2 separate regions of the Homo sapiens genome follow, and region 1 is linked to region 2. The links are chromatin loops, found by intact Hi-C in ENCODE. Cell type or tissue: A673. All regions are shown on one strand. Links, peaks and the distances in the headings refer to the core of each region. The heading gives the core; the rest is flanking DNA.

Region 1 (8,054 bases), core at 2,588-6,587, 970 kb after region 2:
TTGCTGTGATTATATAGTTTATGCTGTTGAAAACAATGGGAGCAGCTGACCCCGTATGCCTCTTCGCTTTTCGTGTGCTTTTTTCTACACCTAGGTTTATGCATATGGCCCAAAAAATTATACATCTGCCAAGCGAGAAACATAACAGGAGGATATTTAACTCCATTAAAAACTGAATGTTCATTATTATTTATAAATCATATATCCTTAAATGCAATTCAACATACATGACGAAAGGTGACAAATGTATACATACCTAATATTTCTGGAGTATAGTCAAGACAAGTAACGATTAGAAGACTAATCCTTAGAATAACTCTATGCTATTTATTTAGACAACATTTTACACTTTTAAAAAACATTATTTTTCTTTCATTGACAAATAACATACTATTTAAAGTGGAAAATTCAGAATTTTTAGAGTCACTCAAAAGCTTTGAACATGCAAACCTATCAGAGATCACACAATATTTTCCTAGCATAAATCGTTTCATATTATTTTTAGGATTTGTATATTTGAAATATAATAGTGAATAATTTTATTAGCATATACTCTACTTTTACTTAAAATTATGAAACATAGTATTTATTTCAGAGAAGACTTGTTAAAACTCAAATTAATATCTTTTTATATAACTCATAGTCTTCCTTTTTCTTTGTACTGCTAATTTTAATAGTTCAAATATAATCTCCTCATTTATCACAGTCTCTTATTCCCTTAATATTATTAATTGTTAGAAGTAATCATCCCCAAAGATTTAGTTAATTTTTCATTTTATAATTTTATCTAAAGCCTGATTGTTAACCATAAAATTAAGCATATATCATCTCTCAGAAATAGTCCACAGCAAGGTTAGAATGTGCATATTTAAATTGTGATACACTACTAATCTATGAAAGTTACAATTTGTAATAATCATACAAAAGCCAATGATGTATAGAGACTGATTTTCGTTTCCTTTATTTTATCAAATAAACAATCAGACCTTATCAGAATTTGGAAAAATAATAAAGAATATGTTTCTCACTTCTGGGAAAAGCACACCAAGGACAATAGAGATGAATGAAATTTTAAATATCAATTACCTTATTATATACGATTTCAATGTAAAAAAGCCTTGAAACATTGTTCTTCTCACTCTCAAAACAAGATTATATTAAAAATGCTGATATAGTGTTTTTTCAAAAATACCGATGAACTCCTGTCATAACACAAGAGATCTCCAGTGGCATTTAACTCAGTAAAATAACTAAAAACCTCCTACCGACTGCAATGATAGCACCTCCTCAGCGGGTGACTTTTCACCCCTTCTTGAGCTCTGAGAATTATTCTGTCAAGAAACAAATGACAGAGACATACATATACTTGGCTGTTGTAACTGACAACAAATATCTCATTGCCTGTTTTTTTTTTTTATTGCTTTTCCTGTTGTAGAAAACAGCACTTGAGAATACAATTGAAAGATAATCTGTCCTATCATTAGAATGTGTTTTCAATTTCTAGAATTATTAATCTATTTGTAAATATCTACACAGGATCTAATCCCCTAATTTACATGCTATTCATAGATAAAGTTGGTAAAAGGAGGATAGGATGGCTACAGCACACAGAATGGAAAGAAGAACGGAGGCTGCAAAATCTACCTGATTCCCTTTATGCTTTTCTCTGAATGCCTTTCCTTTTCAAATTCAGAATACCTGACGTAAGTGCCCATTCTGTAATGTAAATTTATAAGTTAAACACTTATCTTCTCTTCTTAAAATCCAGAGAGTTAATAAATTTTTGTCTTGGGTCATGTTCCCCAGAAGTAAACCCTGAGACAAAGATTCCTATGGAAATCATCTATGCAGAATGTACTTCCAGGAGAAACCATAAGAGTGCAGGATATAGGACAAGCAAGTTGAAGCAATAGTAGCAAATCAGTAAACATTTGATACAAAAAAGCCACACCAAAATCTAATAATTTTAAATAAAAGTCATTTATTAGTCTATGATTTCCAGGGTTAGCAATTTGGGCTGGGCTCAGTGAGTGGTTGTTTTGCTGGGCTCCATCAGACTGTAGTTAGCTGCAGTCTGGTTAATCTAGGGTGGGCTTACTCACATGTCTGACCTTTGGTCTTGGCTCCTGGCTTAGGTGCTGGGACCATTTGTCTCCAGCAGATTAGTTTAGCCTTAGTCACAAGGTAATGGTTATAAGGTCCTCAAGAGGAATGAGAGAGGACAGGCCACAAAGTACAAGCACTGTTGAAGCTTCTGTCTGCATCATGTCTGCTAGTGTCTCCTAGTCAAAGCAAGTTTTATAACTCCCCAATTGGTTCACCTTGTCCACTGGCTAGATAGAGCTGATTTATCAAGAAAGAGAATTGCATGGAAAAAGAGTAATTCATGCAGAGCCAGCTGTGCAGGAGAATTGGAGTTTTATTAGTACTCAAATCAGTCTCCCCGAGAATTCAGGGATCATAGTTTTTAATATAATTTGCCAAGTAAGGACTTGGGAAGTAGGGAGTGCTGATTGGTCAGGTTGGAGACGGAATCATAGGGAGTTGAAGTGAGTTTTTCTTGCCATCTTCTGTTCCTGGATGAGATGGCAGAACTGGCTGAGCCACAGTAGATCTGGTGGTGTCAGCTGATCTATAAAGTGCAGGATCTGCAAAATATCTCAAGCACTGATCTTAGGTTTTGCAATAGTGATGTTATCCCCAGGACCAATTTGGGGAGGTTCAGACTCTTGGAGCCAGAGGCTGCATGACCCCTATACAGGAATTTCTGATCTTTCAGCTAATTTGTTAGTCCTGCAAAGGCAGACTGGTCCCCTGGCAAGAAGAGAGTATTTTCAGGAATGCTGTTATCGATTTCGTTTCAGAGTTAAACCATGAACTAAATTCCTTCCCAAAGTTCATTCGGCCTATGCCCAGGAATGAGCAAGGACGGCTTAAAGGTTATCAGCAAGATGGAGTCAGTTAGATCTGATTTCTTTCACTGTCATAATTTCCTCAGTTATAATTTTGCACAGGCGGTTTCACTTTCATAGTCAAACCACAGTCAATGTATGTAGGGATTATCCAAGGGCATAAATAAGGAAGAAGCAAATCATTTTGGGTCATTATTTCAACAATCTACCACAAGCAAAGAGCCACAAAAGGTAGCATTGACCTGAGCCAAAGGGAAATCTTAAATTTAAGTAATAGATCAGTTATGTACTGTCCTTATGCAAGTGAACTTGGCTTTCAAATTCCTGTACCAGGTAAGCACTGGTCCAGGGTGCTCTTATTATAGTAGGTAGTTAGGCCAACATGAGCAGGAGTGGAGAGGTACCCCCGCCCCCTTTACAGGAATGTTTGGCAACCACTGGGTGATGGTCAGGCAGTTGTTAAACTGTCTCTCTAAAATAATAATTGGTTGCTGCCGGTGCTAGGCAAAGGCAGTCTCCCAATAGGTAGAAAACATGTGATGCTGGCGATAAGCAGCTTCTAGATAAGATCTCAGGAGTTGGGCAAGTGGGCTCAAGCATGAGCATTAAGAGGCAAAATGGCAGAGTTTAAGTGGTATATGACCTTTCTCTAGGAACACTCGACTGGTAAGGGAAAAATGCCACAGATGGGCATGTGCACAACTTCAGTAAACACACTGTGCATGCAGCCCCTCCAAAGTCCTGGCAGGCCACTGCGCATGTGGCAGCCCATAGCAAGGAAAAATCAAGGGGAGGGGGGTGATGCAAGATCCTGGAAGCATGCCAATGTGTCAATCCCCAAGTCAAAGGTAAAACCAGGCACTTAGATCTCTCAAGTTGCCCACTTGACCCTCTTCTAAGTGCACTTTACTTCCTTTCATTCCTGCTCTAAAAGTTGTCTCATTCTCTCCTTATTCCTTATGATCTTCAGTTGAGTTCTTTCCTCTGAAGAGGCAAGAAATGAGTTGCTGTAGACTCATAAGGATTCACTGCTGCTAACACTATCTCCAGGCACTTGCAGCTAACTTCTAGAACTGACAACATGGGTCCTCAGGTGCTGGCTTTTGTAAGTGAAGGCACACATTATATGCAAAGTGAGCTATTTAAGGAAGGAGGGAGGGACTCAAAGAACAAGGTGTCTGCAGGAATCTGGACTGAGAACCAATATTGTCTGCTACAGTATCCTCTTGCATTGCTCAGATTCAATGTTTTTGGTTTGAGGATTAGTTGACATGGAGTTTTCATGATGTTGATATTCCAGGAGAAGCATAACAATAGAAGAATTATTAGAATGAGTTTCACAAATGGTACTTAGCAAAACTTGTGTTAAGCATCTCTTTCCTCCACAACCTAGTCTAGATCACTCTTTCCCACAGCTATTCTTTCTGCAGGTCCATATGACTTACTTGGTGGTAATGACGGCCCAGGCCTTCATTTCTTAGGAATATGTGCTCTTTACTATCTTTCTTAGGTAGATTGTGGTAATTGCTCATACACAGTTAAAACTGGATATGCCAGTACTAAGAAATGTCCTTGAATTATAAACATATTCTCCCTTCCTCCATTAGGTAGCAGCACACCTACCTTCTCATGAGGATTAGTGTCAATTCTCCCTGCCAGTGTGGCAACTCTTTACTTTGCCTATTATTTTCCACAAGATTTAAGCACAATATGATAAGGTAGTAGCTGTAGTCTTTGGCTTAGTGGGATCTTTATAGCGTCTCCTGATGAATGTATCTTCTCTCTGGAAACTGCGATCTTTAGACGAAAAGAACTGTAAGATTTGAAAGCAGACACCATTGATTCCCCTAGCAGGGTCACTGGGAGTGATAATAAGCAGGACCACTCGTTGCACTCCTTGCCTCCCAGATATCTATCTGTCATCAATCATTGTCACAGGTCCTATGATGTTTAGTTCAAAGTATACATCACATCTTGAAAGGCAGAACCTCATTAATACACATGATTATCTCCAAGCTGATGCCTTTAGCTACACCTTTAAGAGGAAATTTCAGTACTCTAAAAGGATGCAGCCTCTGGTGATGCTACATGTGATAGTACCAATGAATCCATAGTAACATGCCCATAGTTGCTCTCTTCCATCTTAAATTGAGCTCCTTTGTCTAAATGATGCTAGGTATAGTCTCTTGTTGGTAAATCAGGCAGCCTGTGAGCCCACAGACAATGATTTGGCCAAGACCGTGTGAGCAAAACTATTGTTGAATTTCCTTAGGAAAACTCTGATCTATTGAGTGTTATCAAGATTTCTGTGGGACAGTTTCTCTAGCTGTCACTCTGAACTGGCTGCAGATTAGAGTAATTAAATCTGTCATTATTTTTGAGACTAGAGAGCCCAGTAGCACAACATTGTCTCCTACTGTCAGCACCAACTTAGAGAAAACAGCCACTTACTGGGCTGCTCTTTGATACATTCCTTATCATCTTTGAAAATAAAATGTCTTCTGGCTCTCTTAAGGACCCTGATCATCAGGGGAGAAGATTTTGGATTTTACATAACAGAGTCACTCTATAAAGTCTACTTATGTGAGCCTTGGGAATCCCTTCTCAACATTCTATCAAGGCAAATCTGACATCTCCATTTTATTTAATACATACCATCATTGTTTCCAAGCGTCACAGAGCCATCCCCTCAGCATATTAGGATCTGATCCAGATGCCTATTCCAGTGTATTAAATCCTGAGTCGTGGATTTACTCCCACATAAAACCTCTCCCTTTCTCCCTTACTCAGCTTCACAGTCTTCTTTTACTGAACTAGATCTCTCAAGATCTGTCCCCAGTATGATTGACAGTTTCTATTGGTCATAAAACTTTGTTTTGTAGCTTCTTTGGAGATTAATTCCTTTTTGATCTTTGTAGGAGCAACATTCAATTGGATCATGCTCAGACTTAATGGCAAGGGCACTGTAATCTTTTAGCAGAAGCAAAATATGCTAATCTGTATGTTTGGTTCCCAGAATGTTAAGAAGAAACTTGAGATTCAATGTTCTTAAGAAAATACACCAAAATGTCCCTATCTCAAGTTTCAGGAGACTTACACAGCCTGCAAATTTAGCCTTCCCTAAGGTTCTTCTAGTTTTACATTAGTTCTGGGCTTGGCCTTGAAACAGCTTGCTCTCTGGCTCTGAGATAAAGGGGTTCTAACTTCTATATTGTGCCTTAAATTGCTGAGTGATTGAATTGAATTTGCCATTTTTTTTGCTTCAATAGAATTCAGCAAAAATCAATTTCTCACTTTTTATAACTATTATCTCCCCCATGTATCTCAACTGCTAGAGAGATCATGAGTTAGTGCATCCTCTTCTACCTGTATTCCATTCCACTTCGCCACAGGTGAAAGTCTTACCAGCACTGTCAGCATGTCAGAGATTATCCATATTCCATTTATCACCACAATCAGTCCTTGCTACCATCTAGCCTGTGAGAGATTGCACTTCAGAATCCTATCTTTAGGACCTGCTTTTTAGGATCACTACTGGTTTAAGTCAAGTTTCCCAGAAGCTGACCTAAGACAAATATTCACAGGCAAATGATACATTAAGAAAGTGTTCCCAGGGGATGCTGATTGGTAAGGTTGGGGAAGCAGGAGAGAGAGTGAGAAAATGACCAGCAAGGGTGCAATCTCAGGCAAAATTTAACAGGGATTAGCTTCAACCTGAACCCACAGTGGACCCTGAACTGTGAGTATGACTCAGAGTTCCCCACTCCAAGTCAAGGATGTTGGACTTTTCTACTCCTAAATTCATTGAATTGCATGCCAAGGGGGACACAAACTGCGAACACTTCCAGCTCTTTCATCTGTGGAGAAAGTTACCAAGGTAACCCAAGGGCAGACCTCCAAAAAAGAGCCTGCAGTTGATAGCTGTTGAAAGCAAACATCAACCAAAGCCTAAGTAAGGAGGGTGATGTTGAGCTGCCTGGTGGCCTAGAAGTTCATAGTGTGGTAAAAATGGATTGTCATTCCCTAATAATGTCTTAAAGAATACAAGGGCATCTCCTGTATTCCAAGTGGGAATTTATAATGCACTTGCTCATAGAAATGATATTTTAACTATTTTAAATAGAATGGGTCTAGTACTACAATTCCACATTAGCATAACATATTTGAAAAATTTGTAAACTGTTAGGAAGTACAAAATGTTATAATAATACTAATTAATATTTCTTAATTCATTATGAATGTTTCTGATGTTTGGCACAGTTACACAGCCACATTTTAAAACATTGTTTCTAAGGGAAAATGTGTTGCAAATTCTCAACCAATAATTTAGAAAAGTAAATTAACTCAACCCATTCTATTATGTTGTCTTGCTGTCAACAGATAATTTATTCTGCTATTAACCTTCACTGGTTCCAGTCAACTGACTTAAAATTGTTGGTACAACAGATTTGGCATCTTTCTTTACTAATAAAAAATTATTTTTAATAATCCTTTAAAACATATCTCATATTCTTATATACAAATATCTTTACAAACATCTTAAGAAATTCATAATTTGAGCACCTTAAAAAACACTCATTTGATTATTTCCCCCACATTCAATATTCATATTATCAAGAGGGACTACATCAAAATATCATTACTTATGCTTTTGTTTTCAATACAAGTTACATACTTATGTTTGAGAGACACAAAACCAGTATGACAACAAGACAGACCATGATTGAGAGTGTAGCACAGAGAAAAGATCATGGCTTTAAAAATTAAATAGTAAATTGTCCACACTCTTCGACCATATTTTCTCTTTTGCAAAATAAAATAATAATAGATATGCCATACCATTGTGTAGAAGAGTTATTGAGTGTATCTATATAAAGAATATGGTATGATAATTGATGCATATTATATACTCAGCATATGAAGCTCTTGTTATTGATTTAAGGCCTATACAAACTACTCATCACTCCAAGCTGTAGAAATCTGAGTCCATCGTCAACAAAAAAAGCCCTATTTTCCCAAGATAAATATTGAATGAAGTGTAGGGTCACATTGACAAAGCTTTTCATCTTACTGTTGAGATGATGTGAAATACACCACCATTTTTTACCACATATCGAGGTGATCATATATCTCAGCAGTATT
Region 2 (8,054 bases), core at 2,075-6,074:
GGCAACAGCATTAACTGAGTTTCAGATTTGAGTTAACATTTTGAGAGATTGCTTTTTGAGGATAAAAATAAGGCTCTGAAATAACAATATCTTTCAAATGAATACAAATACCCATATCTCTGTATTACTCAATAATTTAAGACACAATTCTATAGAAATATACAGGCACAATGAAACTTTTGTTTACAATTAAGAAAAGGATGAAAGATACTTCATTTTTGGTATGAAAATATTTATTGAGTGTTTATTATGTGTGAGGGATTGTGGTCAGTGCCAAGTATATAATTGAACAGAACAAATATGCCTGCTTTTATAAAGTCTATATTTATTGTAATGGGGATACTGAAATCTTAATAGGCAGTGATAAAACAGAGTGATAAAAGCTGTGATAGAGGAAATAGATGTAAGGCTCCATGGGATACTAAGGAAGGGCACCACTCAGCACCACTGAACCTGGATCTGGAGCTCACAGAAGGCTTTCTGCAGGAGGTGACAGATTAGCTGAAATTTGACCAATGGCTAGAAGTGTGCTCTAGCAAAGAACATGTAAGAAGATTCAAGAGAGCACAGGGAGCAAAGATACTGAATGCAACACAGTAGGACTGAATGATGGTGGTGAAAGCGATGGTTCTGATGGTAGAGACGCGTGTAGAGAGATCTGCATGCCTAAGCATATTGTAAGATGGGTTAGGGTGACTGGATTTTAACCTGATGCCAGAAGCTGGTATTGAAAGGGTGAGAATGGAATTACTAAATTTACTTTAGGAAGATCAGTCAAATCATTAAGCAACAGATGACAAGCCGAGTGTTCAGTACCTCAAGTCTTAGGGAACACACAACACATGTTTAGATTTAGATTCAGATTCAATAGAAATGGACTTCTGTTTTTAACAGGAAGGAAATCTAGATTATTTGACAGACCTCTGGATAAAACTGAAAGTCTCCCTCATCATTAGATCACGGGTGTTCTGGCAAGGAGTTAAGAACTTCTCAGAGGCCAGAAGCTATGTGAAAGTGAGCACCCAGTCAGAAAAGTGGAGCGATGAGGCCAGCTGTTAGAATGTTTGCCAAATCCGGGTGGCTTGATTTTTTTGCTTTTTTGTGTCCCACAGAGCATAGGAGGTGTGAGAAAAAGCTTAGGGCCTATTAAATATGAGAATTATAACAGGAGGCTTCATGCAAAATTGGAACTCCAAAGCCCTGTCCCTTCAGGATAAAGAATAAATAAAAACTGGAAAGAATGCTCCCTGCCTTGCTGCCCCATCACAGCAAGGAAAATCACTTATGTCAAAGTCTGATATCAGTTGAAGGAAAAAGGATATCTCTGTAGAATGTGTAACCACAGGACAGTCCTCAGGTAGGTTTGAGGTGCTGTGAGATTGGTGTGTTTAGGAAAGTGGAAGAAACAAATGGAGGAATACATCTTCAACCCAGTTTCCAAGTCATTCCTATGACTCTCTGAAGAAATATGAGTGAACAGCCCAAATCCCAAAACACAAAAAGAAACAGAATAAGAAAGCGAGAGTATTCAGAAACAGATAGTAGTATTGACATATTTAGATATTGATAGTATTAGACAAAGAACAGAAAAAAGTATACTTTGTATGTTTATGAAAATAAAATATATTATCTAAAACTGAATAAGAAGAAAGTAAGAAACAAGCAGACATGAAAAAATAGAATTTTTAGAAATGGGAAATACATTGTTTTAAAAATTAAAAGCTCAATAAATGGGTTTAATAGAAGATTGGAAACAGTATAAGAGAAAATTAGTGAATTGAAAGACAGCTGAAGAAATTGTCCAGAATAAAGTATCAAGAAACAGGGATGGAAAATATAAAAGAGAGGTTAAGAGCACAGGATACAAAGTAAGAAAGCACAGCATGAAAACTCAAATCAGAGTTCTGGAAGGAGAGGGGACAGAGAATAAGAAAGTTAAAATAGTTCAAGAAATAATGGTTATACATTTCCCAGAATTGTTAAAAGATACCAGTCCTCAAATTGCAAAAGCCTAATGAACTCACCCAAGAAGGGTGAATAACAGAAAATATATATCTAGACTAATCATAAAACTGAAGAATCAAAAATAGGTTATTTTATATTTGGTATAAAAAATTTGTTATGAGAAGTTTTACCCATATCAACATCATACTGTTTTAGTTTTAGATATTTCATAATATTACCGAAGTAATTTAATTATAATTTATTTTCTAATCATAAGATCATCTTGGGTAAAGCTCTTGATCTGCTTCATTCATTTATTTATTTATTAATATTTATGTATCATTTTATCTTACATTGTATGTAATTTTTAACTATATGACTATATGGTAATATAACTAAGACCCTGGGCTCTTAGAATAAAAAGCTATCACAAGGGTCATTTCTTGCTTTTTTTTAAATGAGAAAATAGAGGACTATAGAAATGAAATATTGCTTTTGGTATTACAAAGCCAGTTAATAGCTCCTGAATTCTAAATAAGCAATCATTCTAGATGACTAATGCCTGGTTGGTACCATTTTTCTTCTTTAGTTGATGAAGGGAAATATCCTAGTTTAAGTTACAACACTGTTAAGGCTCGCATGACAGACAAAACGTTCTTTGCTGAAATAGTGTTAGTAAAACTTAAGTAAAATTGGAGTCTTTAAAAATCAGAAGTTCAAGGGCACAGTGGGAAAAAAGGTTGCTCTTTTTGGCTCAGAGTCACAAATTGCATTTTAGTTAACCACTAAATAATAATATTGAATGTAGGATTGCTATTACAATTCACAGAAACTCCTTTCCCCAAGACTACTGAGAACAGACTGAACGAAAGTACTCTCTTCCAAGAGGGACAATGCTTTTAGAAGATGTAGCTCTGTTCCATATGGACTACATTTTATTTATAAATTACATTTATATTCTAAATTAAGAAATTGTATGTTCCATGCAATTGATCAGATACCATAATAACTTCTGTCTTCTTGATGTACCTGGCCTGAATATTAATGGGAACATTAACACCCTTGTTTTTTTTTTAGCCTCCAATGCTGTATAAGCTCTATACGCCTAATAATGGCTCCTAATTTGTTTTTTAAAAAACTATAATTCTTATTTTCCGTAATTGCTAGGCTCTTTTAATTTAATGTATGTTACACATCTTCACAATTTCATTTAGGTGAATGGCGAAAATTTAAAAGAAAAAGAAATGTTTTTTATGCCGTAAGACAAATTATGCTGTAAGGAAGCAATGCTGTAGAGGGATAGAAGAATATAGGTACAGTGGTTCTGGATCTACATATTAAAGGAAAGTCTGCATGTGATCTTGTAAGTGTCAAAGCAAAGCCACTTTACACAATTATGCAGGTACTCACACTAACTCTTATGTACCTGTCAGTAACTCAGGGAAGCATTTTACTAGGAGAGAACTTTTTTTCACGAAATCCCACATATAGCTGTCTTTACAAAGTCCATGCCTTTGCTAGGACAAAGAATGAGTAAAGGTGACCTCTGCACACAAAATGAATTAGAAAATTTCCCCTCAAAGCTGGATGATAACATTATTTTCCTGTATGTTGATGTTGTTGATAGCTGCCTACGATCACCCATGCCACTAGATGGCAGCAGCACTCTTTCATTCTAAGACTTCTTTTCTTTTCTTTTTTTTTAAATCTCACTCTCCTGGATAGTTGTTCTCAGCTCTGCTGTGCGATGATTTAAACAACGCTTTGATGCTGTAGGATGTTGGTGTTCACAAATAAGGTCTATCCTTTTCTTTTTTCTGAAAAGATAATATACTGCTTTTTCAAAGTCAATTAACACTTAGGGCAAAGGAAATGGGGAAAGCAAAAGGTCACTTTCTAAAGGGTTGCCTTGAAACCTTTTGGTAAAATTCAGGTGTCATCCAGGAATTGCAAATCACTGGGAAAAGAAAAGAAATAATAATTAGTTCATTTGTTTCTTGATAACTCCCAATAAGATGGCTTAATACGACTTTTCTGCTTTATTTCCTAGTAATGCCCATGGGGTGCTCAGAGTGCCGGCTGGTAATTTTTATGTCTTGAAGTCATGAGGGCAATTGGGATGCTTTTGGGCCAATTTATGCATCAGGACAGGGGTGATGGAGAGAATGGCTAAGATCTCTGGACTGCACTGTGGTTGAATACGCTTTACAAAAGAGAATTGTCCAGAGAGTGGCATGAGACAGGGAGGAGTGAGTAACTTCCTCAGAAAGGTGATAGACCGAAGGACAAAAACGATAAGACTTTCTTCTACAAACAATCAGCCTCCATTCCAACCTCCAAACAATGCTAAGTGAACCTAAGCTTCAGGGTCAGTAAAATAAGGATGCATAAGTTTGGAGCTACTTCATGTTTTGACCTCAGATGCACTTTGAAAATTTAGATAGTTCACCAGATGAATGTCTCAGAACATAACAGCTCAAGGTTTTAATAACTCACTTGAATTTCATTTAGAAAACATGCCTGGACACCCAGGAAACAATAAGCAGATATTAAAAAGTAACCAAATGCATTGCAAATGAAGTTATTAACAAACTGACTTTTAAATTTACTGCTGCTGGCAGGGTGCCCGTCTGGACAGGTCGAGTCAGGGCTGTGCACGGCTCACGCCTCTTGCAGCATGCCTCACCGTTGAGATCGCAGTCACAGTTCTTTCCTATCTTTTTATATCTATTTTAATATAAAAAGGCCTTCACTCGGTTTAATAACCTTTTCCTTCTTGAATAAGGAGTTTCTGTTTGCAATCACATGAATAGAAAAAGACCTGCTCCAGAAACTCTGGGAGATTATTGCATGCCTAGCTGCAAAAATAAGGTTTTGAAAGAGCAGAAGGGATGGAATAACTAAATAATGAGCAAATTCTTGGGAGGTAAATTATTATTCGGGATTTTTGAACTGGTCTTTTATAAAAGGAAATAATAATAATTACAATCCTGCAAATACTGTTGCCTGGTGGGAGACAACAGTAGCTTTGCTGGAGAGGCCGCTTGGCGCCTGCACTTTGTTCTCCTCCCACATCGCAGCCTGAAACATTATAAACCCAGGAAAAGACCCGCATTCACCCAATGAGCAATGTCTCCTTGCTTTGATTGTGTGTACGTTTCAAACCATAAAGGGATGGCATGATAACGTATTGCTTTTCACCTATAGGGGTCAGGGTAAAGTTTGAGGCTGCAGTTAAATGATGTGGGTAGATTCAAAGTACAAGGTTTCATCATTAGATATATTTTTGTTGGGGTGTGGGTGTCATCCGAACTTCCACAGGTCAAAACTGGCAATCGAATAATTGAAATTAATAAAAAAGCCAAGGAGAGGATGCGTTGGAAGCTGTACTCATAGGTCAGATCTGCCTCTCCAGTTCTAATATTTCCACTAGAATTTTTCGCTTCACTAAGCCTTGGCTTTTGACCTTCTCCACCGCTTCTTTTCATATCTAATAGGACCAACTTTATTCCCAGTTCTCTAAATTATTAATGATAACAAATACCTCCCTTTGTATTCAGTTGGAGATTTTAGCCGCATTTTGACAGAGAAGTTTAAAAGTCAGAGCTGGTAAGAACCACTGGGAAGGTCTGGTAGAAGGGGATGAGTGGGGAGGAGTGATTTTTTTCCTGCCGTCATCAGGCTCTCTTGGCCAGGGAAGCAGTGGTTGATCTGAGTGAGAGCAGTGCTTAGTGTGCTCTTGACCTATTTCTGGTCTGACCGCGTTCTCTCTCTCTGCTGTCATGAAGAACTTCTGTGTCTGTCTTCCCCTCAGCTTCCCCATCAGCACATTCACTATATGTGACACAAGATTGTCACCAGAATCAGCCTGGGCTTCCCCTTGTCAAAAGGACCCTCAGCACCTAAGCCCCTCTTCCAAAGAGACTCAGCCTCTGGCAGGTGTTACCAGCTAAAATTGAGTTTCGTGGCAGCTGCTTCTGGAACCTCAGAGACAGTGCTGCATGCCCGCAACAGGGGGACCATGAGAAGCCTGCGCATCCTGTGCACATGAGCCAATTGCCGCTGCTCCCTCTGGAGGATGTGGTTGCTTGAAAATAAAAGTTCCTTTCGCTTGTGTGAAAAAATGTGTTTTTTTCCTTTGCTTGTTTACTTAGTTTTCACCATTTAAAAATCATGCAGCATCTTCATTAAGGGGTAAACGTACAAAACATTACTCCTACTTGCATTTTTCTTTAGGTGCCAACACACCTCAGCAAGCTTTCAGACAACAGTCACCTAGCAACTACTTTTTCATACATTAAATGATTTCAAACTCTCACATTTCCCTCCACAAGAGCTGTATATTTTGCCTTTTCTTTCCATCTTACAGCTCAAGGAAAGAGCAAACAAGAATGAGAAAGTATATTGTTTAATCACAAAATATCAGTTTCAAACGATTGCTTTTAAATATATAAATATTTTCTGTAATAGTTTGCTAATCCATTTCTGACTTTCTATTTAAGTGGCAAGATATTAGTTAGAATTAGGTTCCACTGAAAGTGACAAAAACACTAAAGTTTAGTGGGTTTAACGAGAAAGAAATGGAAATGCAGTCCTTGGCTTGTGCCCCAGTGCCAGCATCCCTGGGAATCCAGGTTCATCTCTCCTGACTGATCTGCCATCCTCAACATGCAGTGACTGTGTCTTTGTCAGAGATGGCAGGGCCGGATTTTGTATCCTCATTTCAGGCAGCAGGAAGAAGAAAAGAGAAGTAAAAAGACATGCTACCTCACTTCTTTTATTTTTATTTTTTTGAGACAGTGTTTCACTCTGCCACCCAGGCTGGAGTGCAGTGGCGCGATCTCGGCTCACTGCAACCTCTGCCTTCTGGTTTCAAGTGGTTCTCCTGCCTCAGCCTCCCGAGTAGCTAGGATTACAGGCATGTGCCACTACACCCAGGTAATTTTTGTATTTTTAGTAGAGATGGGGTTTCACCATGTTGGTCAAGCTGGTCTTGAACTCCTGACCTCAGGTGATCCTCCTGCTTTGGCCTCTCAAAGTGCTGGGATTATAGGCATGAGCCACCGCATCTGGCCCATGCTCCCTCTTTAAGGTGACTTCCTAGTGGTTTCACCAATTGCTTCCACCTATATTCCACTGGCCAGGACTTAGTCATAGGGCCACACTTAGCTTCAAGATGGTCTTTATTTTGTGCTTTCGTGTGACCAACTAATATGCAGGGTTTCCATCACTGCATCAATAAGGAAGACGAAGATGGATACTGGAGAACACCTAATAGTCTCTGCCACAGGTCAAATATTAAAATTTAGGTAAACTGCAAAATTTATATTGCATCACTAACTCTTTTTTTCTTTCCAGAAGAAGGAATGCTTTCTTCTCTTGAGAGCAACAGATAACTTATTTAACAGAGGTGAAAATGTAAATGTTATTTGAGTTGTAATTGTTAGCAGGTTCTGAAAACATCCTAGAGGATTAACTACAGTCTTAAAGCACATGAACAATATTGGAACATGATCGTGCTATTTGTCACCCTGGGGAATCTGGAGTAAGGCTCATGTTGGTGGCCAACCAAGGCTATTTTTATTAAATAGTGTCCAAAAAAGTATATCTGTATCCTAGCACTGGAGGCAAGGTTGTAGAGTACCAATCATTAAAAGAAAACTTATCTAAACTGAGGAAAGTGTGCTGAAAAGCATCTAGGGGTTAGGTAAGTGCTGGTGACATTTTAATGATACACTTGGGTGGAATGAGAATGAAGACTGGAAGTTCACCCACAAAATGGGGCTCCAGGCCTTCGCCAGTTTCCCCGTTTCTTGAGTTGGCATAATCACCCCTTCGCTGGTTGAATTATTTCCCTTGGTTATATCAACACAATTAAAACATATCTAGCATATGGAGGCCTGATTCTTACTCCAGAGATGCTGCTTTATTGATCTGGGGTGGGTTCAAACAGCGACACTGTTTAGAAGTTTCCCAGATAATTGTAGTGCCAGGCAAGGCTCCAGGACCAGTGGGTCAGATGCCTTCAAGGGAGACTCCTGTGAATCCATGCAATAATCTCTTAGGGAACATCATCAAACTATTAATGCCAGGAATAACATTCTAATCTT

The links. Hi-C counts contacts between places; a loop is a spot of excess contacts. Peaks named below come from ENCODE experiments on the same cell type or tissue, not always from the same donor. Only the 100,000 strongest peaks of a DNase experiment are listed, where the experiment ranks them.
Region 1: it touches region 2 in a loop (2.9-fold over the local background); 2 of 110 quality-filtered maps call a loop at or near these places.

What each region holds. Positions count from the first base shown.
Region 1 is chr4:130,332,267-130,340,320 of GRCh38, forward strand. No RefSeq gene overlaps it. Among named protein-coding and RNA genes, the nearest start is that of LINC02479, 40 kb to the right of the region's middle. In A673, for the core only: a CTCF peak has its summit at 4,526; a DNase peak (open chromatin) is centred at 4,545.
Region 2 is chr4:129,359,285-129,367,338 of GRCh38, forward strand. It overlaps LOC105377417 (a long non-coding RNA gene), which reads right to left. Exons shown (of 3, transcript XR_939191.3): 3 at 3,607-3,901. Among named protein-coding and RNA genes, the nearest start is that of C4orf33, 270 kb to the left of the region's middle. In A673, for the core only: a CTCF peak has its summit at 3,580 (motif pointing right); a DNase peak (open chromatin) is centred at 3,617.